Linked DNA regions of Homo sapiens: all the other regions are linked to region 1. A link is a loop called in an ENCODE intact Hi-C map of the cell type or tissue named here. Cell type or tissue: CD14-positive monocyte. All regions are shown on one strand. Region 1 overlaps LINC00446 (long intergenic non-protein coding RNA 446). Region 2 overlaps RBM26-AS1 (RBM26 antisense RNA 1). Region 3 overlaps OBI1-AS1 (OBI1 antisense RNA 1).

Region 1 (8,000 bases):
GCTCTGTGTCAGTTAGTCATGTAGCTTCCCGGTGTGTGCTGTCTTATTACAGGGGAAGAGAAACAGTAGGAACTAGGGCTGAAGATGCTTGTTTTCACACAGAAGAAAAGATCTCGTTTAACTCTCAAGACAAGACAGTTCCACCTCTTGTCTTTACATGGATGAATAACTGAAAGCCAGGTTTTTGCATCATTATCTTTGTATACCTCCTAGCAGCCGGTCACAGTGTCTGGCATGTCATAGGCACATTAGTTTTCTAACAATGAGTTACAACTTACCACAGCGTATTGGCTCACACCACTACCCATTCATTATCTCATAGTTCTGTAGGTCAGAAGGAGGGAGAGATTTAACTGGGTTCTCTGCTTAGAGACTCACATGACCAAAATTAAGGTATCAGGCAAGCTGTCCTGTTATCTGGAAGCTCTGGAGAACAACACACTTCCAAACGCATTCAAGGTGTTCGACAAATTCAGTCCCTTGTGCTTGTAGGACTGACATCCCCATTTCCTTGCTGGCCTGTTTTCTTTGCCATGTGCCTCCCTCCATCTTCAAGCCAGCAATAGTGCATCAAATCCTCACATTTGGAATCTCTCTGACTTCCTCCTCTGCCACCAGGAGAAAACTCTCTGCTTTCAAAGAACTCATGTGATTAGGTTAGGCACACCCAGTAATCTCTTATTTTAATGTCAACAGACCAGTAACCTTACGTCTGCAAAATGCCTTTTGCCACATAGCATAACTTAATCACAGGAGTAACACCACGTGACAAGGGCCATGGGAGCCATGATAGAATTCCACTTAGCACAGTAGAGGTAGGGTTTGTAACTCCGCCCACTGTAGTGCTTTCTAGTGGATATCACCTTGAGGACAAGGGAGAAATTCTTCCTGATGCCCAAGGTACAGGGGTATGCCTTATGTAGATTAGCACTACTTGTCCGAAAGCAAGCATAGTGTTTCTCCTCTGTATCATACAGGGAAACTCCTACTCTTGGATTTATACTGTTGTACCTGGAGAAGCTTCCTGGGACAAGTTGACCTTTCTGTTCAATTCCTAGCATGGTTCTACTTAGGGATCAATTGGTCAAAATTCCTTATAAGTATTCAAAACTTCTTTTCTTCTCTTTCTAAACACCTCCTTCTAGGTAATCTCAACCTGACCCCCAGTTTTAAATACAAGTATATACTGTGACTATACTATATAGTTCTGATTCCTTTTCTGAATTCTATTCCACCTTCTTAAGATGTCCACCTGGATATTTATAAGGTATATAATCCTTCACTCTTATTTTCCACATACCCTAAAGCTGCTCTCAGCCTTCTCCAAACCAGTAATTGGCAATGCCATCAACCTAACTTTTTAAGCCAAAAGCATGAGTCATTCTCAATTTCTGTCTTTCTCTTCCTCTCATCAGAATTCCATCAGCAAGTCTTATCTATGCTATCTCTAAAATATGTTTCAAAACCATATTTCTACTTCTCAATAATAGAATTACATTATCACTATTTTGCAACTGCTAATTTAGAGATCTGAGTGATGATTATCAACAATTGTTAACATCCCAAAAAGAGACACTCAGATATTGTGTACCTCCTGATGGAAGGACATTTGGCAAAGAAAAGAAAAAAAAAATAAACCTGAAGCCAATTAAACGTTTAGCTCTAACTTGTTACAGAAGACACAGGGGATAGAGGAACACATGAAATGACACCCTTATGATGCAATTAGGTAAGTCCAAATTGACAAACACTCTTAATGAAGCCACACAAATTCTTTAATGAATAAGTTACAAGGAAAAGAAAATAACAAGAGAGACATAAATGTCACATCAACCAAATGCAATATATGAACATAAGGACCTTGACTCAAATAAATCATTAAAAAGTCATAAGACAAAGAAATTTGAACACTGACAGGATATTTGATAACACTAGGGGAGGGGGAATAGCAGATGAAGAGAGGATAGAACAATTCATATCTTACTAGCATAAATAAAAGATAAATATTTAAGGTGAGGTGCATTCCAATTACCGTGATTTGACCTTTAGACATAATATGAATGTATCAAAATATCACATTTACCCTTAAAATATGTACATCTATTATGTATCAATAAAAAAACATACATACATAAAATTAGACACATTAGCAGTAAAGTTGTACTTGATAAAAGTTGTTATGATTAAAATCTAACAGAAGGACTGAAAAAAAGGTAAGGATTATTGTCCATGTTTAGGCATAAATTAGTATTGTATTCAAAATATAAATCCTTGTCTATTAAACATTTATATTGTAATATTTATGGATGAAATGATATAACATTTTATATTTGCTGCAAAATAATCTGGAAAAGTTGGTGAGCTATATAAGAAACAAAACTGGCAACGAGTTGATAATGGTCAAATGTGGGTGATGGGTGTGTCAGAGTTTATTTTACGATTTTTTTCTAAATTTGTATGCATTTGACATTTTCTTTAATAAAAAGGTCTTTAAGACATTCACTTCTTGCCAGTTCCACTATTGCTGCCTCATCAGTGCCACCATCCTCTCTTACCTGTGAGGCATATGAGAGCGCCCCTCTGGGTACTCCCTTTACCCATGGTAGCCTCCTTTAATCCATCCTCTTCATAACAGTCAGAGTGATCATTTAAAACTCAAATCAGCCAGGTGTGGTGGCTCACGCCTGTAATCCCAGCATTTTGGGAGGCCAAGGTGGGTGGATCACCTGAGGTCAGGAGTTCGAGACCAGCCTGGCCAACATGGTGAAACTCTGTCTCTACTAAGAATACTAAAATTAGCTGGGCATGGTGGCGTGTGCTTGTAATCCCAGCTACCTAGGAGACTAAGGCAGGAGAATCGCTCGAACTCAGGAGGTGGAGGTTGCAGTGAGCCAAGATTGCACCACTGCACTCCAGCCTGGGCAACAAGAGAGAAACTCCGTCAAAAACAACAACAACAACAAACTTAAATCATATCCCATCTTCTTCACCTTGTCTCCTTTAATGACCTTCCCCACACTTCTCATTCAACTGAAATAAAATCTAAACCCCTGACCCACAAGGTCCTTTGTAATCTGGACCCTGAACGTCTCTTCAGACTCATCCTACGTGTCTCTTCCTGATACTCTTGCCACCCGGAGATTCTTTCTGTCTCTCAAACATGCAAGCTATTCCCTTCTCAGGGCCTTTGTCCAAGCAATTCCCTCTAGCTGAAAGACTCTTCCCTGAGCCCTCTGAAGGGCCTGCTTCTTCCTGTTCTGGTTTCAGGGAGGCCTTTCCTGGTACTGCTAAGAAAAATGAGCCATTCTGTCATTGTCCATCACACAAGTCTGTTTCTTTGCTATTCTTTTATCACTGATATTTAGGTAGCCAGTTTGTTCATCTATTTTTACCCACTAAAATATAAGTCTTATTTGCACAAAAAAGAGGGCCTTTTTCTATGATGTCCCCTGTACCTAGAGCTGCCACTCAACAAATATTATTTGAATAAATCAATGAATTAATTTATACAAGATCTAAGTTTCTGTTTCAGTTCTACATTTGTGTGAGTCTTGTTTTAGTTAGTATGTGACCAGGAAGACTATACAGAAGAGTTCAGCTCTCCTCTTGTAGGCCTGTGACTTTGGGAATTAGCTTCTCCACGCCTCTGCCTATTTCTCTGTAAAAGGAGACTTCTACTAGATTATGAACGTTAAATCAAATTTTATTCTTCATCTACCTATATTCCAAGTACCCCTTTCTATTGTCAATAGTACTTAACACATTTTAAATTACATGTGTATTTATATTTATTTAAGTTATATACATTATATAATTAATATCTACCTCATCCTAGCTGTGAGAGCAAGGACCATATTTGTTTTCACTTGCTGTTGTATCCTAGTCAGTATCACAGTAATTGGCACATTCTAAGCTCAGTACTCATATATAGAATAAGGGAATAAGTGAGTAAGTGTTTACCTATACTACGCCCACTATATAACAATTCCTCAATAAAGAGTACTTTTGTTATAATGGAAATGGTGGCAGTTCTCTTAGCATTCACCCAAAGGATCAGGTGAATTAGGCCATACAACCAGATCTTTGAAATGGTCATGAATCTCAAATGCCCTTGTTGCAGGCAAAGAATTGGATGATAGGTTTCCCACACACCCACTGTAATCTCTGGTGCCAACACTCTTGGTTTGACAGCTGAATTCTCACTTCCTTCGTCTCTGAGCCTGCCATGATCATCTAAGTCAGCTGGCCTGTGTGGCTCACTGCTTTCACTTCCTGTTTGCTTACTCATTATTAAACCATTTCCTGACTTCTATGTTTTACCTCAGCCTGGGAACCTAAAAATGACTTTTCTTTGATTATTACCTGGCTTTCTAGGGCTTAAAATCCTGCCCTAAACTCTTAAGTGCACTACAGCTTTCTGACAAGAATAAAATAATGAAATAGAGTAGTAGAAACGAATACAATCCTCTTCTTTTATAGAATAAAATAGTAAGGAATGCTTCCTGGTACCTAACATATTTGGTTAGATTACAATATCACATTGCTATATTTCATAAAAGCATTTTATTTATACTGCCTATTAAGTGCATTGGCATCAAAATGTATTTTTTATTGTACCTAACTGGATTTGTGTTTAAACTTTTTTTGCCCCCATCCACCTTAGATTGGCCCTTACTAAATATATTTTTTTAAATGAACCAATTTTCTCAAGCCCATTTTGTATTTTGTTTCTGATTTCTAGAATATTGGCACTGTCACTTAGCATATTTTCTCTCAATTATAATTTCTATTACTTTCATTCATTGAAATGACTATGAGTTTGACCAGTATGTCTGTCTAAATTTGGAGAAGATCAATTATGTTAAATATATCAAATATTTGAAAATGGGATTAAAGAATCTTTCAATAACAGTAAAATGTTCTCTCTCTTGAAATAGATCTGAATTTGCCTACTATCAGAGACTTAAATGTAGAATAGACAAAACATAAGAAAAATTATTTAAGGAATATTTATTTATTACCTACAAGGACTAGGTTAACTGATACAGGATATGCTTTTTTAGTTTTACTTTGTGATTTTATGATTCTTATTTATAGTGTCTCTAGGACTTTCTATCTGGATACAATTCATTTAATTGCATCCAAGTTATTATCCTATTTAACACACAGGAGTTTTCATACTAATGTAGCATACTGATTTAACATTCCTTTTAAATACCATTTCATAATCTTAACTTTATTTCTAGAAAGTTGATAAAATATCTTAAAGCTGGGTTATGTACATGTCCCACTCAAAATTTATATAGAAGGCACAAGAAATAGCTTCATTCACTGCAGAACAATTTTGACATCTTTGATAAGAAAGCAAGAAGCCAAACTGCACGCTGGGATCATCTATCTTGAAAACAGTCCATGTTTTCACCCAGAGTCATCTGCAAAGACGCACAGACAGCTGCAGACCCGTCCTGCCCAGAGACGAGCCTTCCACAGAATCCTGATGAGGCTGCTGCCTGTAGTCCGTGGGGTAATGGCTGACCTCTGACCCTGCCTGACAGCCAGCACTTTTGTCATCTTTCTGTGCAACAAGTCAAATTAGGCTATAATTGCTGCACAGACAATGGGCTGTAATTACACATTCACGTCCCAGAGTCTGGTAGGAGGGAGATGATTGCGGCTGGAAGTGGACAAGGAGAAGTCAAAAAGTCAAAAGACAAACCACTTTTTGATACTTTTCTCCAAAGTGTGGCTATACTGTGGACTCCTCAAAGAGGAGAAAGAATCAAACGACACCGGAGAGCAACCACTCTCATTCAAAATACCATAAAGACATTAATTTCATGGACTTTAGTAGGTGTGATACACCAAAGGTTATGTGACTAATAAATAAAAGCAAGGACAACTATGGTTCCCACGACTATGGTTCTCTGCAACAACTACTTTGTTTTTGCTATTCAATTTTTTAATTCTGGGAGTTATTCATTAGGGTGAGCCAAAGTTATTTTTAAAAAAATTTAAGCCCAATTTTTAAATATGCAAAACATTTACAGTAGCAAATTAAGTAGACTGAACAGCTTAAAAACACCCATAAAAGCAGATCTGCCTTTGCTGCCTTTGAGACCATCTGCAAAATTATTGGCACCTTTCACCATCCCTATCCAAAGTTGTGGATCTACCAGGAAAGTTATAGTTTTCTCAGGAATGAGATAACTTGTATTTGTTTCTGACATTTCTTTTCTGACATTTGCTTTTCCAGCATCTTCTTTTTTTTTTTTTTTTTTTTTTTTGAGACGGAGTCTTGCTCTGTCGCCCAGGCCGGACTGCGGACTGCAGTGGCGCAATCTCGGCTCACTGCAAGCTCCGCTTCCCGGGTTCACGCCATTCTCCTGCCTCAGCCTCCCGAGTAGCTGGGACTACAGGCGCCCGCCACCGCGCCCGGCTAATTTTTTGTATTTTTAGTAGAGACGGGGTTTCACCTTGTTAGCCAGGATGGTCTCGATCTCCTGACCTCATGATCCACCCGCCTCGGCCTCCCAAAGTGCTGGGATTACAGGCGTGAGCCACCGCGCCCGGCCTCCAGCATCTTCTTGAATGCCTTTAGAGCTAAACACTTGCCTCCTAATGAGGCAGCCCATGACATCTTGAAAGAGCGCTGTCTGTTAAAAATATCTTCCTCATGTTAAAAAAAATATGCTCTGGCTTAGTTATCATTCATTCACCCTAACCTTATATCTTGTATACCAGTCCTTGGTCACATTCCACTTGGAAAATCATTTAATATTTAAAGATAGCTATAATGCTACCCCACCCTCACCCCAGCAAACATTCTTTGTTTGTTTTCTCTATGACATGACTTCAACTCTTAGCAATCTAATATGAATATATATCCATATGCTTTAAGGCACCTAGAACTTAAAACAATATTCCAGAGGTGATCTGATCAATGCAAAGAGTCTGGCACTGTTTGCATCATTATTCTATTGTTCTGTTAATAAGCCTGTGATTACAGAGTTTCTCTGAGCACCCACGCCAAAGTGTTGTCTCTCTTGAAGCTTACCATAAGCCAAAGCCTCAGAGTGTTTGATCTATATGCTAAACCAAATGTATATCTTCTCTCACCTGTTTTTACTTTGCTTTGTTGGACCTAAGGGCCAGTTCTTACATTTATCTTCATTAAATTTCATATTGTTCACATCAACCTAATAATACCAACTTTCATTATCATCCTAGATCCTGATTCTACCATTCAAAGTATAAGTACCAATCAAATGTTATTAGTAGAATAAATTAAGCAAAACTGTCAGTAATACAAATGATCTATACTTTTGTACCAGTAACTTAAATAAAAATTATAGGATTATACAGTAAGTCATTGGGACTGCCTTCCATATTTCATTCAAGGAAACAGTTAACTGAAGTAATCAGAGCCAAAGTCAACACTAGACATCTTCTGCTAACATGATATTAATCCAGTGTTGGGGCATATGGCCTTGTAGTCAAACATTTTTTTTTTCACATTTCAAGAAGTAAAGTTCAATACTATCTTCCCACCCTGACCTTGTCTACCTCCCACCCTGACCTTGTCTACCTCCCACCCCTTCCTCGTGGCCACTGTTTCCTCCCCAAATTGCAGAAAAATCAGGAAAACATTATAGCATGATTGAATAAAGATGAAGATCAAAGTAAAGCCAGATGAATTGTCATGACCATGATTTATTCAACCAGGAAAAATGGCAGTGGGGGCAGTAATGTTGCAGAACCTTCAATTCTGGTTGTTACTGACTGAATACTCTATGGAAGATAATGACCTCTCACTCTAGGAAAAAGAAAAACCAGCCGGGCACAGTGGCTCACGCCTGTAATCCCTGTACTTTGGGAGGCCAGGGCAGGTGGATCACGAGGTCAGGAGTTCAAGAGCAGCCTAGCCAAGATGGTAAAATCCCGTCTCTACTAAAAGTACAAAAATTAGCCAGGCGTGGTGGCTGGTGCCTATAATCCCAGCT
Region 2 (8,000 bases), 1.4 Mb before region 1:
TGAAACCCCGTCTCTACTAAAAATACAAAAAATTAGCCGGTCGTGGTGGCGGGCGCCTATAGTCCCAGCTACTCAGGAGGCTGAGGCAGAATGGCGTGAACCGAGGAGGCGGAGCTTGCAGTGAGCCGAGATGGCGCCACTGCACTCCAGCCTGGGCGACAGAGCGAGACTCCGCCTCAGAAAAAAAAAAAAAAAACAACCCTGTTAATACTTTTTTAAAAACTAGTTCATTTTATCTTTTCCTCTTTCTATGGGAGATTTACAAATATCAAAGAAAGACCATTAAAAAAAAAACAGCCTTTCTTGTGGACTAATGTTTCACTTCATGGCACCTTGAGAGTCAGACAAGTGTCAATCAACATTTCAAAAATGGTAATTATAATGTAGGAAAAAAGTGATAAATGACTGTTGAAAAATGTATTATCTATTCTATGTTAGATTTGGGGAATAAAACAGTGGGTAAAAAAAGCTTTTGCCTTCAAGGAACCTAATCTTTTAACAATACAACGTGATGTAATTGTAACAGGGATAAACACTGTGAACACTCAGCCCAGTCAGGGAAGGTTTCCCGGAGAAAGCGACTTTTAAGGTAAGTGCTGGAGTTAGATGAAGGATAGGGTTGGGCATGGTAAATGTTCTAAACCGAAGGGGCTCTTTGTGCAAAGAGTACAATGACGGACACCATGGCTTGTTTGTAGAAATAGATTAAGGAATTTACAGGCTCTATGCACCAAAATATTATAGTGCTTTCCCACTTGAAATTCAAAATAAAAATAATGCTAACTATAAAACTACATGTAGGGAAGTCTTTCTGATTTTTCCAATGTTCTCATCATTTAAAAAATAATAAATACTCTAAAAATATATTCATGCCTCTGTGTTGATGATTTATTCAGCATATACCAGTTCATCTATTGCATAATGCAGTACTGTTCTGGGAACTGCAGATACATGGTATGGCACCATTGTAGAATGTAAAAAGTGGAGAATGGGAGAAGCTTAAGAACTAGGCAGGTGTCAATTAATGAAAGATGTAAGAAAGCATGTGGTTAAGGATGTGGTGTTGATTACTGACCTGAGTTCAACCTCTGCCATTGACTCATTCTATAAACTTGGGCAACTTGAAGCTTAATTTCCTCAGCTGTAAACTGGGAATGCTAAATTGTGAGAATAAATAAATGTAAAGCATTTAGAACAGTGCTTAATACCATAAAACACAGTTAATTTCAATTAAGTATTACAATTAATAAATTTGTACTTTAGCCTGGGATATGGGGAGCCAATAAGGGTTTACATGATTAGAGGGGGCTTTAATGGATTTCTTTGGCTGCAGTGTATCATCTGGGTTGAATGACAATGAGTAGATTCTAGGTATGCCTAGGAGGAAGACTCAATAGATATTCATTGGGATATTAATTGGATAGTGGTAAAAGGAGAAGGATGATACTTAGATTTTTGACTTGAGCAATTGGATGATGGTGGCTTTCTATGAGTTACATATCACAGGAAAGGGGCAAAATTGGTTAGTGAAGATAATGAGTTTAGTTTTAGAGACTGATTTGAGATGCCTAGAAGACATCCAAGTAATGACCTTTGGGAAACATCAGCATGGATATAGGAGTTGAAATAGTAAAAATAGATAAGATGGGTTGGGGATCATGTTTAGATTGAAAAAAGACCAACAGGAATTCCAAGGCACATCCATATGAAGTGTGGTTGAAGTTCAAGAAGGATACATTACAGTATTCAGAAAAATCAGGGGGAAAAACCCAAGAAGATTGTGATGCAATAAAAATAGCAGGGAAAAAAGTGTTTCAAGAAAAAAACATGTGAACAATGTTGTCAAATGTTATATTTGATCAAATAACACAAGACTAAATGTGGATACTACATTTGGTCAGTGTCAGCGAAAAGCAAGTCACTGATAACCTTGGCAAGAAGTGTTTTGGTAAAATGATAGAGACAGAAGCTAGTTCATACTGAACTGGAGTGATGGAAGAGAGGAACCTGGGACAATGAGTACAAACAACTCTTGCTTGCCTATAAAGAGAAAAGGAAAGAATGGTGGCTGAAAGCAGATCTTCAAATGATAGAGCTGAATAGTTGTTTTTTTAACAACTTTGAAAAGATCAACACCATTAACACTCTAGTTCAAACTTCCAACATCTCACATGGACCATTACAATATTCTCCTAATTGTTTCCTTCTTCTACCACTCCCCATTGTATCTTTCTTGGCTACCCCCACCTCAGCCCCATACATTCTCCACACAAATCTAATTATAGCCTTTCCTTACTCATGTAAGCCAGTTGTAGAAGGCTCTTCCTTCTTGAACTAGAATGGGTATACCTCTTAATATTCTCTAGTGAGAGAGATCAGAGAAGCTATGGGGCCTCACACTACTGATGAGTGTTCATCTCTATCCTGTAATTCATCTGCTGGTAAGTGTTTATTCTTACTTAATAATTCACAAAAGGAAGGGTGGTAGCCCCCACTTTGCTCTCAGTATTGGCTGGTCTCCCTGCAGGTACTCTTCCTTCCCTGGGCCCTACCACACCTGAGCTTCCCAAACTGAACAAACGCCAATGATGTTTTCAGCAGTAGTTTCATAGAAGCATTCTAAAACATACCAAAGCAGTACAGAGTAAGAGGACTAAGAGTTACTCTATTAATACACTGAGCTCTTTATTTCTTTCCTTTATTTCACATAAGGAGAGAAAAAAGTTCTTACATTTTAGGAAAGCACTGTCCAATAAAAATATGTGAGCTGCATATGTAATTTTAAGTTTTCTAGGGGCCACATTTTTAAATAAAAAATAATAATAATAAGGTGAGGGCCAGGCACAGTGGCTCATGCCTGTAATCCTAGCACTTTGAGAGGCCAAGGCGGGCAGATCACTTAAGGACAAGAGTTCAAAACTAGCCTGGCCAACATGGTGAAACCCTGTCTCTACTAAAAATACAAAAAAATTAGATAGGTGTGGTGGCAGGCACCTGTAATCCCAGCTACTCAGGAGGGTGAGACAGGAGAAATCACTTGAACCTGGGAGGCAGATGTTGCAGTGAGCAGAGATCACGCCACTGCACTCCAGCCTGGGCAACAGAGCGAGACTCCGTCTCAAAAAAAAGAAAAGTGAAATTAATTTTATTAATATACTTTATTTAGTATATTAATAGGCCAATATATCCAAATATTCTTTCAATGTGCAATTAATGTAAAAATTAAGATATTTTACTTTCTGGTTGTTGAGGAACAAGTGAAAAACATTGTTCACGTTTTTTCTAAGGCTTTGAAATCTGATGCACATTTTATACTTACTGCACACCACAATTCTAAATAGCCACAAGAACTTAACAGCTACACATTGCTAGTGGCTATGGTATGTGGCAGTGTAGTTTGTTCTACCCCTATGTTTACTATTCATTTGCTATGAAAACAGTTTGTGATGGATGCTGCTTCCACAGCCAGGAATTGGTCCAGCCCGATGCTGTTAAGGGAGTCAACTCTTTCTTCTGGGAAGGAAGGTCAAATCCTGTGTGAGCTTTGGCAGTTACATGAAATGCAGGCTTTGAGCTCATTCCTAAATTCTGGTTTACCTTGTATGGTAGATTATATTATAAACTCACTTATGTTTGCTGCTCCTCCTTGCTCCAGCCTATTTTGAATCAGGCTTGGTCACATGACTTGCTCTGGTCAATGAAATGTGGAAAGAAGTGATGTTGTCCACTTCTGTGAGCAGAAATTGTAGGAGACAATACACGGTTTGTCATAATCTCTTTTGTGTCCACCATTATGACTGACAACATCCCAAACACACAGAGGCTACTCCATCAGCCTGGGACCTGAAGGGAGGAACACGTGGAGTAGAGGTGCAGCTAACCTGTAATGGACATGCAGGGTTTGAGAGAAATGAACCCTTGTTGTTCATTACTGCAGCCAAACCTAGCCTCTTCCTAACTTATGCACTATTGTTTGTGGGTGATGTAGATTGTTTTTTCTCTTTGTTGTCTGGAGGAATGGGATAGTGCAGCTTTAAAACTTTAGAGTGTGTCTCCTAAGGGCATTCATTATGCCTGATGTTTGTTATTGCAATGTTATTGGTTGTTTTCCTGGCTTAGGTTCTGGCCCCCAATAAAAATGGCTTCAAATTTCAAAAGCCCTAATTAAGGTTCTACATCATTACCTTTTTAACAGTTTTGTCCTAAGGCTACTAAGGAACTAAGAACAATATGTAAAGGTGAATTTTCTTCAAAAGATTATCTGTGTCTTCCCACACTTCAATTAATAAGCAAATAAGATTTCTTTTCTGATTTTTTTCCCCCTGATTTTTGGCTTGAAAGACAGAGATACCTCTACAATAAATATTTGTTGAAAAAAAAAGGAATGAAATGAAATGATATGATAGCAGCTTTCTAGGTGGGATCATATGCATATAAGCATGTATATACCTACTTATGAAATCCATGGTGGAAGTTTATGAATCTGCTTTCTCTTGAATAGGTTTTCTTTAAGTATTTATTCTTATAATAACTAACAAATGCCATTTGTAGTGACAGGTGAGTGAACCCAAGGATTCTTGACTCTGAGCTGACAGACTGTCACCTAGGTTACGGGTTTTATTCTCCAATTCATTCATTCAACAAGAGAACCTGCCATGTGCTATCAACTTCTCTAAGCGCAAGAGATACATTTGCAGAAAAGAGGCAAAATCTCTGCTTTCCTGGAACTTCCATTGTAGCCAGTCTGTTAGGCCTTCCCAGAGATCTTTTTGTTTTCTGGGTCTCTCCGCCTTAACAGATTTTTTTTAAAGGTTTTTTATTATGGAAAATTTCAATATGTAAGAGCTGAAAGAATTATAACCATCCCCATCATCCAGTTTCAACCACAATCAACTCATAGCCAATCTTATTTCATTGATACTCTACTCTCTCTCCTTATTCCATTTCAAATCATTTTGATAGCACAAGTATCACATCATATCACTAATATGATTTTTAATAATATTACATACATGTTTTTCCTCTGAGGACACTTACCTGTCCTCATTTGACAGTTTGTATGGGAGACTTTGTGAGTGTCTGCATGTGTGTGCGTATGAACATGCAATATATGTATATATACCTTTTTAATGTTATTACCCACCATAACCACATCCATAAACAGTTCCACAGCACCTATGGAGATGGAGTCATAATTAATCATGGGTATAAACAGTGCCCACTGAAGAGTTGGTGATTGCCTCTCAAAGCTTTTTAGCTAGGTGTGGTGACTCATGCCTGTAATCCCAGCACTTTGAGAGGCCAAAGCAGGCAGATCACTTGAGCTCAAGAGATCAGCCTGGGCAACATGGTGAAACCCCGTCTACCAAAAATACAAAAAGAAAATTAGCCAGGCGTGGGTGGCATGTGCCTGTGGTCCCAGTTACTCAGGAGGCTGAGGTGAGAGGATCACTTGAGCCCAGGAGGCAGAGGTTGTAGTGAGCTGAGATTATGCCACCGCACTCTAGCCTGTGTGACACAGAGAGACTCCATCACACACACATAAAAAACAAAAAACAAAAAAAGCTTTTTGTTTTTTTGAGACAGGGTCTCAGTCTGTTTCCCAGGCTGGAGTGCAGTGGCGTGATCTTGGCTTGCTGCAACCTTCGCCTCCTGTGTTCAAGTGATTCTCCTGCCTCGGCCTTCCAAGTAGCTGGGATTACAGGTGTGTGCCACTGGGCTTGGCTAATTTTTGTATTATAATAGAGACATGGTTTTGCCATGTTGGCCAGGCTGGTCTCAAACTCCTGACCTCAGGTAATCCACCCGTCAGCCTCCCAAAGTGCTGGGATTACAGGCGTGAGCCACTGCGCTCGGCCTTAAAAAAGCTTTTTATGCCAGAAGTGCTCTGGTTCAATTTAGGGGGATATGATAGTATGGTTTTTTTTTTTTTTTTTTTTGAGATGGAGTCTCGCTCTATTGCCCTGTTGCTCAGGCTGGAGTACAGTGGCGCAATCTCGGTTCACTGCAACCTCTGCGTCCTGGGTTCAAGTGATTCTCCTGCCTCAGCCTCCCTTCCAAGTAGCTGGGATTACAGGAACTCACCATCATGTCCAGCTAATTTTTGTATGTTCAGTAGAGATGGGTTTCACCATGTAAGCCAGGCTGGTCTCGAACTCCTGACCTCAAGTGATCTGCCTTCTTCAGCCTCCCAAAGTGCTGGGATTACAGGTGTGAGCCACTGTGCCTTGCCTGGGATACGATACCATGTATGTCTTCTGATCCCAGTTTACAACATCAGTAATTGCTCAAGCGTTTCCTCTTGAATTACCTAAGGATATCACAAAAGTGTTACTTTTCTTTGCAAGTCATCAGTGTCTTAACACAGATAAGAAAACTATATTCCCTTTATTAACATGACCTTGATCTTCTAGGAAAATAAAAACCCTTGAATTATTATATTAGAGTACGATATGCTTCCTGTTTTTATTTTAAAATTCCCAAATTTAATCAGGTTCTTTCTTAAAAGAAGTATGCGTTGGTGTGTTCATATTTTAAATTTATCCTGTCACACCAAAAACCTTTCAATGGCTTCGCATCATTATTTTAAATAAAATCCAGTTCCAAAATCTTAACATGAAATTTTTTTACCTCTAACTTGACTGACAGCCATTCCCTATGTCCCCAATTTGATACCCTCCCACCACTCTGTCCTTAAGATCCTGACTCTTCTTTACCTCAGGAACATCCTACAAGCTATTATGTATGCTGGAATGTTCTTGTTTCGACTTTTACTCATTATTCACTTTTCTTAACCATTTAAATATCATATCCTTAGAGAAACCATGCTTGAGCCTTTACAGTCTAAATTGCTAAAATGGTTCTTAGTTTCCTCTTTCATAATACTTATAATTTTATTATTAACTACGATTTTTAAAATGTACAAAAATAGAATGAATCAGATGATTAAATTTGTGTTATGGTGTTCTCTGGGAAGTGGATGCTGAGATGGGGTTAAAAGTGCAAAAAGTTTACTGGAAAGTAGCACCTGTGAAATGGAAAGGGGGGAAGCAGAATTGGGTGGGAGAGCCATTAGATTACCATGCAGGTCTGACAATACTTCTGCCATCCCAATATCGAGCAGGTCCTTATCCCTTGCTCAGTCTTGAGCTGCGGATGGGCATGGGGGAGAGGGTTTTCCCTGAGAACAGTGTAACTTCAACTTGAAAGCTGAGGTGAACCTAGAAAGAGTTAACAACTGGAAGCTGTCAGGTAACTATCCTCCTTGCAGTTGGGCAGTGAGTCCTTTCTTGAAGGGAGATCTGAGCTGCACACCTCTGTGACTGCTATACACTGTAGGATGTCAATTCAATCCAAATTAATCCATAACTTCAATGATGAAGAATTTTTTGTTTACAAGTTCAACAATCTTGTTCTATGTATTTGGAAACTAAAGGTTCACATTTATTTATTTATTTATTTATTTATTTATTTATTTAGACGTAGTTTCACTCTGTCGCCAAGGCTGGAGTACAGTGGCTCAATCTCGGCTCACCGACAACTCCACTTCCCAGGTTCAAGCGATTCTCCCACCTCAGCCTCTGGGCTGGGTACTACAGGTGTGTGCCAACACACCTGGCTAATTTTTGTATTTTTAGTAGAGATGGGGTTTCACCATGTTGGCCAGGCCGGTCTTGAACTCCTGACCTCAAGTGATCCGCCTGCCTCGGCCTCCCAAAGTGCTGGGGTTATAGGTGTGAGCCACTGTGCCAGACCAAGATTCATATTTAGCCAAGCTAAATTTGAAAAAGAGCAAAGAAGAGGGATTTGCCTTATTATATATTAAGATATTCTATAATACAATAGTAAATAAAAGCAACATAGTACTGGAGTAGTCACAGACAAGCTGACCAATTGAAAAATAGGTCAGAAGCAGAACACAAATGAAATGAAAACAGAAAGATATAAGTGGCATCAAAAATCAAACAGGAAGGAAGCTAGGCACGGTGGCTCACGCCTGT
Region 3 (8,000 bases), 80 kb before region 1:
TAAAATGGGCAAATCGTAACAGCAGCCAGCCCAACATGTCACTGTGTGCTATGCACAAATGTACATCATCCTTGTTTTGTAGATGTAAAACTACCAAGTAAAATAGAGAAATACAATGGGTCCCTGATGGGATTAAAGCAGTGAGCATCACCTGGTGGATCCCTTAGGGAACAGTCCCACCCAGAGACAAGAAACGCTGTGGGAGGCCTCATGGCACACTCAAACCAAAGTACATCAAGGAGTGACTACCTCTCATCTAACTCTAGTACAGAAGACCCAACATCTGGGGGTGTAAGACATGTATCCTAACTGCACTGGTGTGATAAGTGTCAGTCTAGTTATCCTGAGACAAGCTGTGTTTGCTTTTAATGAGGAGTGGCAGTCAGAGGAAAACTAGAATAGAGAGGGTTCTCTTCCACGAGGAGGGCAAATGATGGGAGTTAGCCCTGGAAATATAATGAGGCTTTAGCAAAGTGGGTCACGAAGACTCAATAAATAACGTAGGGTACTGCTAAAACCCAGTACTGGGAAAGGATTTGTGCCTGGACCCAATAGGGCCTCAATTATTTTAATACACATGGAAGCTGAAGTGGGCATAAGTCAGTGGCCCTCTATTCTAGCTCCTGAAGCTCAAGGGGCACACCTATGGGAATCTTATGACTCCCCAAACATGTAAAATTCTTTGGAGGCACTTTTGATTTACACTGATGTCTTGTGACAGTTCTGGCCCCCAGAATAGTTTGCTAAATACTACTCATGACTTCCCCATTGGAGGGAAGAGAGCCCTGTTACATAATAACAACACACAATGGAAACCAGTCTAGATTTGAGCCTGTAAGGTGAGATGAGATGATTGGCTTTGTCCTCAGTTGTAGATTCTGTTGGGAAGGCAAAGCAAATACCTCTGTAATTCTTACTACTTTGTTGTGTATTCTGTAATGAAACTGAATTATACCATGTTCATACTATAATATTGTGTAATACTGGCATTGTTGGTAAGATTCAATTACACTAAGTAATAAGACTTATGACAATACTAATATTGATTATAAAATGTATTGGGAGATTGACTTAAAGCTCCTTCAGGACATACAGCTTATGTATTACCATTTTTATTTTATGCACAATAACTACTAGCCTGAGGAAGAACTGGATCTGGCTAATCATCCTCTGAATTCTGTGTTAAACAGTTCTTCACAAGCTTATCATAAGACACAAATAACAGTAGGTCAAGGGGGGAAAGAATAATAAAATTAACACAAGGATATAAAAAAGTGCATAATGGGTTTACAGGACAAATCAGTTGTTTCTTTAAATCTATCCCCGTACTGGCTTCTCCAAATGTTAGGCATATTTGTGTTGGTGCTATTGCTATATACATGCCATAAATGCTGCACCAAATGTAAATGTTATAACAAATATCATCATTTTTCTGTGGGAGGTTCATGGCCAGAGACCAAGGGGTAGAATTTTCCATTGTTTTCTGGCATTTAATGTTAGCATTAAGAAACCAAACCCCAACATATTTTGTTTTTACACCTTAGACGTGGCTTTCTTTTCTGTTACCTGAAAATTTACTCCTCTATTCTTGAAGTTCAACAAGTTAAACGTGCTATTTTTCAGTGTTGGTTGCTTGATGATGATGATGATAATGTGTTTCCTTAAACACACTACCCTTCATTAAAAACTCTAGATGTCAATATATGTTTCAGAAAAAAGTGTTATTCCATTATTCCTTTCAATACTTTTTCTGTTTTACTTACTGAATTTCCTGTTTCATGGACACTGGTTTTCATTTTTGTTTAATTTTTAATTTTTGTGGAGACATAGGTGTATGTATTTATGAGCTACATGAGATACCTTGATATAGTCATATAATGTGTAAAATCACCTCAGGGTGAATGGGGTATCCATTGCCTCAAGCATTTATCCTTCGTTTTACAAACTATCCAGTTATACCCTTTTAATTATTTTTAAATGTCCAATTACATTTTTATTGATTTATTTTGGACTATCTTTGAAATCAAATTTTATTATTATCTCCATAATTTTTATTGACTTTTTCTTAGCAATTCCTCTAATTATCTCAAGTCTCTCTGGAAAAGTAATTTGATATTCAACCATTTATTCTGTCCCTGGGTGTTATTTTTAAGATACTGTTTCTGTAATAATGTTATTTGCATTCTTAATTCACCAATGATTTCTTGTATTAGTCAACTTATAATAATAACTAAACTCTTTTATTGTGGGCTGAATTTGAAAGGAAATTTCATTTGTTCCTTGTGGTATGTTTCCTTCCAGAACTAGTCTTAAGGGATTTTTATTTTTTAAATGTGGTATATTGTCACAATTTCCACGCCAATTCTTTGCATTTTCTTTCTGGTTGAGATGAGTAACTCATGCAAATCTATTTCTTTCAGCCACTTGGCCCCCTTGAAGGCTCAAATTAGCTGTTTCATCCACTTTTCTGTAACCTGATGGCAGTGGTTAAGTGTCTGTAGGAGGAAAATGGAAGTGGGGAAGAGCTCATTAGAGTCTATGTGCGTCCCTCAGAGGAGGTCACTTCACTTATTTGGGAAAGAATTTTAGTCCTAAAAGAGAATCTACTGGGACTTTGAATTTTTTCTGAAATTCATCAGGAAGTCCTGGAAAATGTCAGTCCTCTCCAGAGGATTTTCTCTGGTCCATTTCTATTGCCTCTGTTGGTGTGGCCTTTTCTCTACTGGATTTTTCCTTGACTCATCCTGGAAGAACTCTCTTATCCTCTCAGCTTCAGCTTGCATGCTCCTTTCTAACCTGGTGGTGGTAGGTACAATTTTAAATAAGAACACTGAGCATTTTATCTCTCCAATTCTGCTACTGTAATATGGGAGTAAAGATAGGAGTCTCCATATTCAGCTCCATGCCAGACAGTTTGCCTCGATCACCACATTTTGAACTTGGTGACATGTGGTTCCTCCTCTTTTCTTGTTTTGTTGTTGGGTGAACTTTGTAACACTTTCACTTATTTATATAATATTTGATTCACTGTATTACCTACTGGGTGAGAGGACTTCTGTACTCTGGCTTTATTCTGCCCTTTTACCCTAAAATCTATAATATTTTAATATAACTCTATTATTATGACACAAGCAATACATATCCATAAACACACACACATGCCACATGTAAGAAAAAAAAGTCTGTAATTCTACCATGAAGTAATCATTATTGTTAAGGTAGAGATAGTATTTTTCTATGATAATATAGATGACTTTTAATGAATATATAATTATATGTTAATAAACTTTCTATGTATGTATATGTTATTTTGACAAATTAATTATATAGTTTTGGTTTGCTATTATTCTCTTCCTTTAAGGTGCTTTTAAAGTATGATTTCATATCAGTAAATATTGTTTCAAATTGGTCCCGTGCATCCCATTTTATGAATCTAATTCTTTTAACCAGTATTACATTGTAGGGTACTTAGATTTTTTCCAATGAGTCCTATTTTAAACAATGTTGAGATGCACATGTTTGTACAGCATACTTTGTGATATTGCTTTTATTTTCTTCAGACAAAGCCCAAGAGGTAAGCGCAAATGATTATTTGAGAAGGAATCCACATTCATACTGAGACTGCAAACAATATTGTCTTTCTTCAATTACAGTTGGCCTAGATGGTTTGGACACTCTGGGAACAACTATCTTTGATTTCTATAACAACTAAATTTTGGAACTAAAAAGACAATACTAGAATATGGTAGTGCACGTGTAGTTATAGCACTGAATACATTTCCAAAAGGATTTATATAGCAATTGATTTGGATCCTAAGCCCTCATGACCAAGATCCTGAATTTTTTAAAAAGCTACTACAGAGCTGGTAAGTGACTAATGTATTTTGCCGGATTAGAAGACATCAAGTTTCAGTCTTATGATTAGCAATTTAAAGTGTTATTAAAAATTCTAAAACTGCATTTAAGTGATGAAAAATTGCTGTGTCATACTGAGACTACTAAGAACAATGTGTGATGCAGCAATAACTCATCCAAAAATAGCAAACTCATGACTTGTTTCTTGTTTTGCCCTTACCACTGAAAACTTCTCTTTCTCTCCAGCACCGTCAGCTACCAGGGATGGAGAGGGAAGGGACAGAGAGAGAAACTCATGAACTCAGAAATTTGCCCTGATGCAGCCATCTGCAAGGTCATCCCACATACACTAACATCTGCTGGGACTTGGATGCAGCTGCTCTGAAGGGAAGTTGGGACAGAAAAGGAAAGGGGCTGTTGCTCAATCTTTACTTTCTTTGGCTGCTAGTGCTGGTTCATCTTGCATAAAGCACTGGCAATGGAACAAGCTTCTATTGACCAAGATATTATCATGTTGAGACCACTCCAGCAATCCCAGAGTCCCCAGTGAGGGTGCAGAATTCACCCCATTCCAGGTTGGACTGAGTCGTTAGTAGAAACAGTCCTAGGGCCACTTTGGGAGGCCGAGGCGGGTGGATCATGAGGTCAGGAGATCGAGACCATCCTGGCTAACAAGGTGAAACCCCGTCTCTACTAAAAATACAAAAAATTAGCCGGGCGCGGTGGCGGGCGCCTGTAGTCCCAGCTACTGGGGAGGCTGAGGCAGGAGAATGGCGTGAACCCGGGAAGCGGAGCTTGCAGTGAGCCGAGATTGCGCCACTGCAGTCCGCAGTCCGGCCTGGGCGACAGAGCGAGACTCCGTCTCAAAAAAAAAAAAAAAAAAAAAAAAAAGAAAAGATCCACTTCTGACCCTGACCAAAGGTTGTTTTTGTTTTTTTCCTACATTGGAACTGAATTTTGCCCACTCCATGTGCTTCTGAGGTCTTGTCTTATATATTTTTTCTTATTCCAAAATTCCAGTCCCAAACAGGAATGCTCCATAAAGTGGCTTATGCAGAGCTTCCTCAGTAAAAACACAAAAAGGGCAGGTGCATTGGTGACTCTCCTGAGAATGTTGTGTGCAATGATACATCTTGATTCTCCTATCACCTCAAATAAAGCCAGGCCTGTTGAATGAACAAAGCAGAAAATCAAGGGACATGGATAAGCAGATAAGTTTCCTTCCAAGAAGAAAGAGTAGTGATCCCTCAGGAATACTTGCCTTTTCCAACCTATGATCTTCCTCTGTTACCCAGGAGAATGCCTTACTTCAGCTCTGGCAGGTGTGAGTAGGGTAGACTTTGCTCAATTAATCTATGAACTTACATTTTATTGAGTTCAGCCAGCCTTGTGCTATATGACTTAGGAAAGTCACAAACATATGCATGCCTCTGTTGTCATCAAATCATTTGAAAAATGCTAAACAAATTTTGGAGGTAGTGTTTGGTGTTTGAGATGCTCTTACATAAAACTGAGGCTAGGCAGCAAATGCCATTTTGCTTTGAAGAGTCCTGGGATTAAACCAAAAATGATAGGTGATCATATTTAATAGAATTAAAACTAAGATACAGCTGGAATCCGATCAGATCACTAAGTAGGAGAGCCTTGCCATGCATATAGAGATGTCATGAACAGAGCAAACAAATAGGATTTATATGTAAGGCCCAAAATAGAGGACAAATGGACAAATACCCCAAGACAGAGGCATTTACTTGGATTGAGATGTTTTTCACTTGCACGATTTTTAAAGCTCTTCACCACAACATCAGTGTTGTATAAACTGCTTATAGCAGACCCAAGGCATGCATTGTGGAACTTATCCAACAGTAGCTGGTTTCTTGCAACCTGACACAACTAATCAGGTAGCCAAACAGTTGGGTGTGGTGGCCAGGTTGACAGAGTTTCTGCCATCTTTCACATGTGGCTTCCATGTTCTCTGCCATCAGCATTCCAGAGGGCCAGGAACACGGAAGAGCACATGTGGGAGGATTTTAATGAGTCAGGCCTGAAATGGCACATGCCACTCCCTCTCACATTTTATTGGCCAACAGAGTCTCAGACAGAACTGGGAAACAGGGTTCAGCTGACGCTTAGACAGAAAAGGAGAACATATGTTTTGGTGAGCAGGCTCTTTCTCTAGGGTATTTGTTTAATCATATAAAGGTTAATAAAGATTCTTCCACACAGCGCTAATACAGACGAGATGATAATGGAAAACACTTGCTGAATGTTCATGATGTACTTGGCACTGTTTTGTGAACTGTATAGGTATAAATTACATCAATCCTCACCAATTTCTGAGGTATATAATGCAATTATTTCCATGTCCATACAGATGAGGCAACAAAGACTCAGAAAAAATTAAGCAAGTTTTTCAAGATCACATAGCCAGCAAGTGGCAGAGCAAGGAACTCAGTTAGATCCACTCTGGACCTACACCTCTAGGCAGAGAGGTAGATCAGGACGTCTGCCTGACTGCAGAGGCTGGCATGGAATGTTTAGATGTGAGTTCAAGTTTACGACCAGACAGCCTGATACCCTGAGTCTGTGATGTGGTCTAAATACTCTTTACCTACAATGTCAAAAATCTCCTGGACCAGAACTCGATGTAATGGGCTTATTATTTACTTAAGCCTCTTTAGTTTTGGGGAATTTTTATTTGTTTTTAAATTTATTTTTATTATATATATTTAAGGTACATAACATGGTGTTTGGATATACATATATATGTATATCAGTATTTTGTTTTTGTTCTGGTTTTGATTATTATTTTTTTAACCAGCCACATGGTTTACAATGTGCAGTTTCTATAAACACATAATTGTAAAAATTAATTTTATTGTTAAAGATCACTAGTTAAGAGCCACACAGTAAATTGTTCTCAGAATTTAGTCCTAGCATAAAGTTTCTCTGTCCTAATGATCTACTAGTAGTATTCACTTTTATTTCACTGTAGAAGTTAATATAATCCATCACAGTGTCCTTTTTGCTAAATATACAAGAAAGCTGAGATTATTTTTTCAATTTTACCAACCCACTCCCCCAAAAGACTTTGATTTTTTAAAAAGTAATACTTTCTTTCCCATTTTCCTCTGCCTTTATTATACAACTTGTGGTTTTTATCTTTATTTTAATGGACTGATTCTGTGTGAACTCTTTATAGATGACTTCAATCTATTTCCAGAAGGAAATTGGTTAAGATAGTAGGGAACTGAGACTTGAGATTTGAAGGCCTTTAAGAGTTTGGCCAAATTATATACTATAAATCTTAAAGAAAATTAAAGGGTATTTCCTAGGTTTCCTTCAAGGGTTTTCACAGTTTTAGGTTTTGCATTTAAGTCTTAATCCATCTTGGGTTGATTTTTGTATATGGTATAAGGAAGGGGTTCAATTTCAATCTTCTGCATATGGCTAGCCAGTTATCCTAGCACTGTTTATTAAATAGAAAGTCCTTTTTCCATTGCTTGTTTTTGTCAACTTTGTCAGATATCAGATGGTTGCAGGTGTGCAGCTTTATTTCTGGGCTTTCTATTCTGTTCCATTCATCCATGTGTCTGTTTTTGTACCAGTACCATGCTATTTTGGTTACTATAGCCTTGTAGTATAGTTTCAACTCTGGTAATGTAATGTCTCCAGGTTTTTTCTTCTTGCTTAGGATTTCTTTGGCTATTCAGGGTCTTTTTTTGGTTCTATATGAATTTTAGAATAGTTTTTTTTTTCTAATTCTATAAAGAATGTCATTGGTAGTTTGAAAGGAATAGCATTGAATCTGTAAATTGCTTTGGGCAGTATGGCCATTTTAACAATATTGGTTCTTTCTATTCATGAGCATGAAATATTTTTCTGCTTGTTTATGTCATCTCTGATTTCTTTCAGCAGTGTTGTGTTATTCTCATTGTAGAGGTCTTTCATCTCCTTGGTTAATATATTCCTAGGTATTTTTTATTGTTGTTGTGGCTGTTGTGAATGGGATTGCATTCTTGATTTGGCATCTAGCTTGGATGTTGTTGGTGTATAGAAATACTACTGATTTGTGTACATTTCTTTTGTATCCTCAAACTTTGCTGAAGTTGTTCATCAGATCGAGCAGCTTTTGGGCAGAGACT

What was found. Peaks named below come from ENCODE experiments on the same cell type or tissue, not always from the same donor. Only the 100,000 strongest peaks of a DNase experiment are listed, where the experiment ranks them.
Region 2: it touches region 1 in a loop (6-fold over the local background); 2 of 110 quality-filtered maps call a loop at or near these places.
Region 3: it touches region 1 in a loop (2.4-fold over the local background); 2 of 110 quality-filtered maps call a loop at or near these places.

What each region holds. Positions count from the first base shown.
Region 1 is chr13:78,018,602-78,026,601 of GRCh38, reverse strand. All of the region lies in intron 2 of LINC00446 (long intergenic non-protein coding RNA 446), which reads right to left. Among named protein-coding and RNA genes, the nearest start is that of LINC00446, 9.7 kb to the right of the region's middle. In CD14-positive monocyte, no CTCF peak of the experiment used is centred here; a DNase peak (open chromatin) is centred at 4,241; H3K27ac peaks cover 875 bases.
Region 2 is chr13:79,410,992-79,418,991 of GRCh38, reverse strand. It overlaps RBM26-AS1 (RBM26 antisense RNA 1), which reads right to left. Exons shown (of 7, transcript NR_038991.1): 2 at 6,085-6,310; 3 at 3,628-3,730; 4 at 1,076-1,157. Among named protein-coding and RNA genes, the nearest start is that of RBM26-AS1, 8.7 kb to the right of the region's middle. In CD14-positive monocyte, no CTCF peak of the experiment used is centred here; no DNase peak of the experiment used is centred here.
Region 3 is chr13:78,098,615-78,106,614 of GRCh38, reverse strand. All of the region lies in intron 1 of OBI1-AS1 (OBI1 antisense RNA 1), which reads right to left. Among named protein-coding and RNA genes, the nearest start is that of OBI1-AS1, 48 kb to the right of the region's middle. RefSeq lists an enhancer at 3,560-4,759. In CD14-positive monocyte, no CTCF peak of the experiment used is centred here; a DNase peak (open chromatin) is centred at 4,094; H3K4me3 peaks cover 632 bases; H3K27ac peaks cover 513 bases.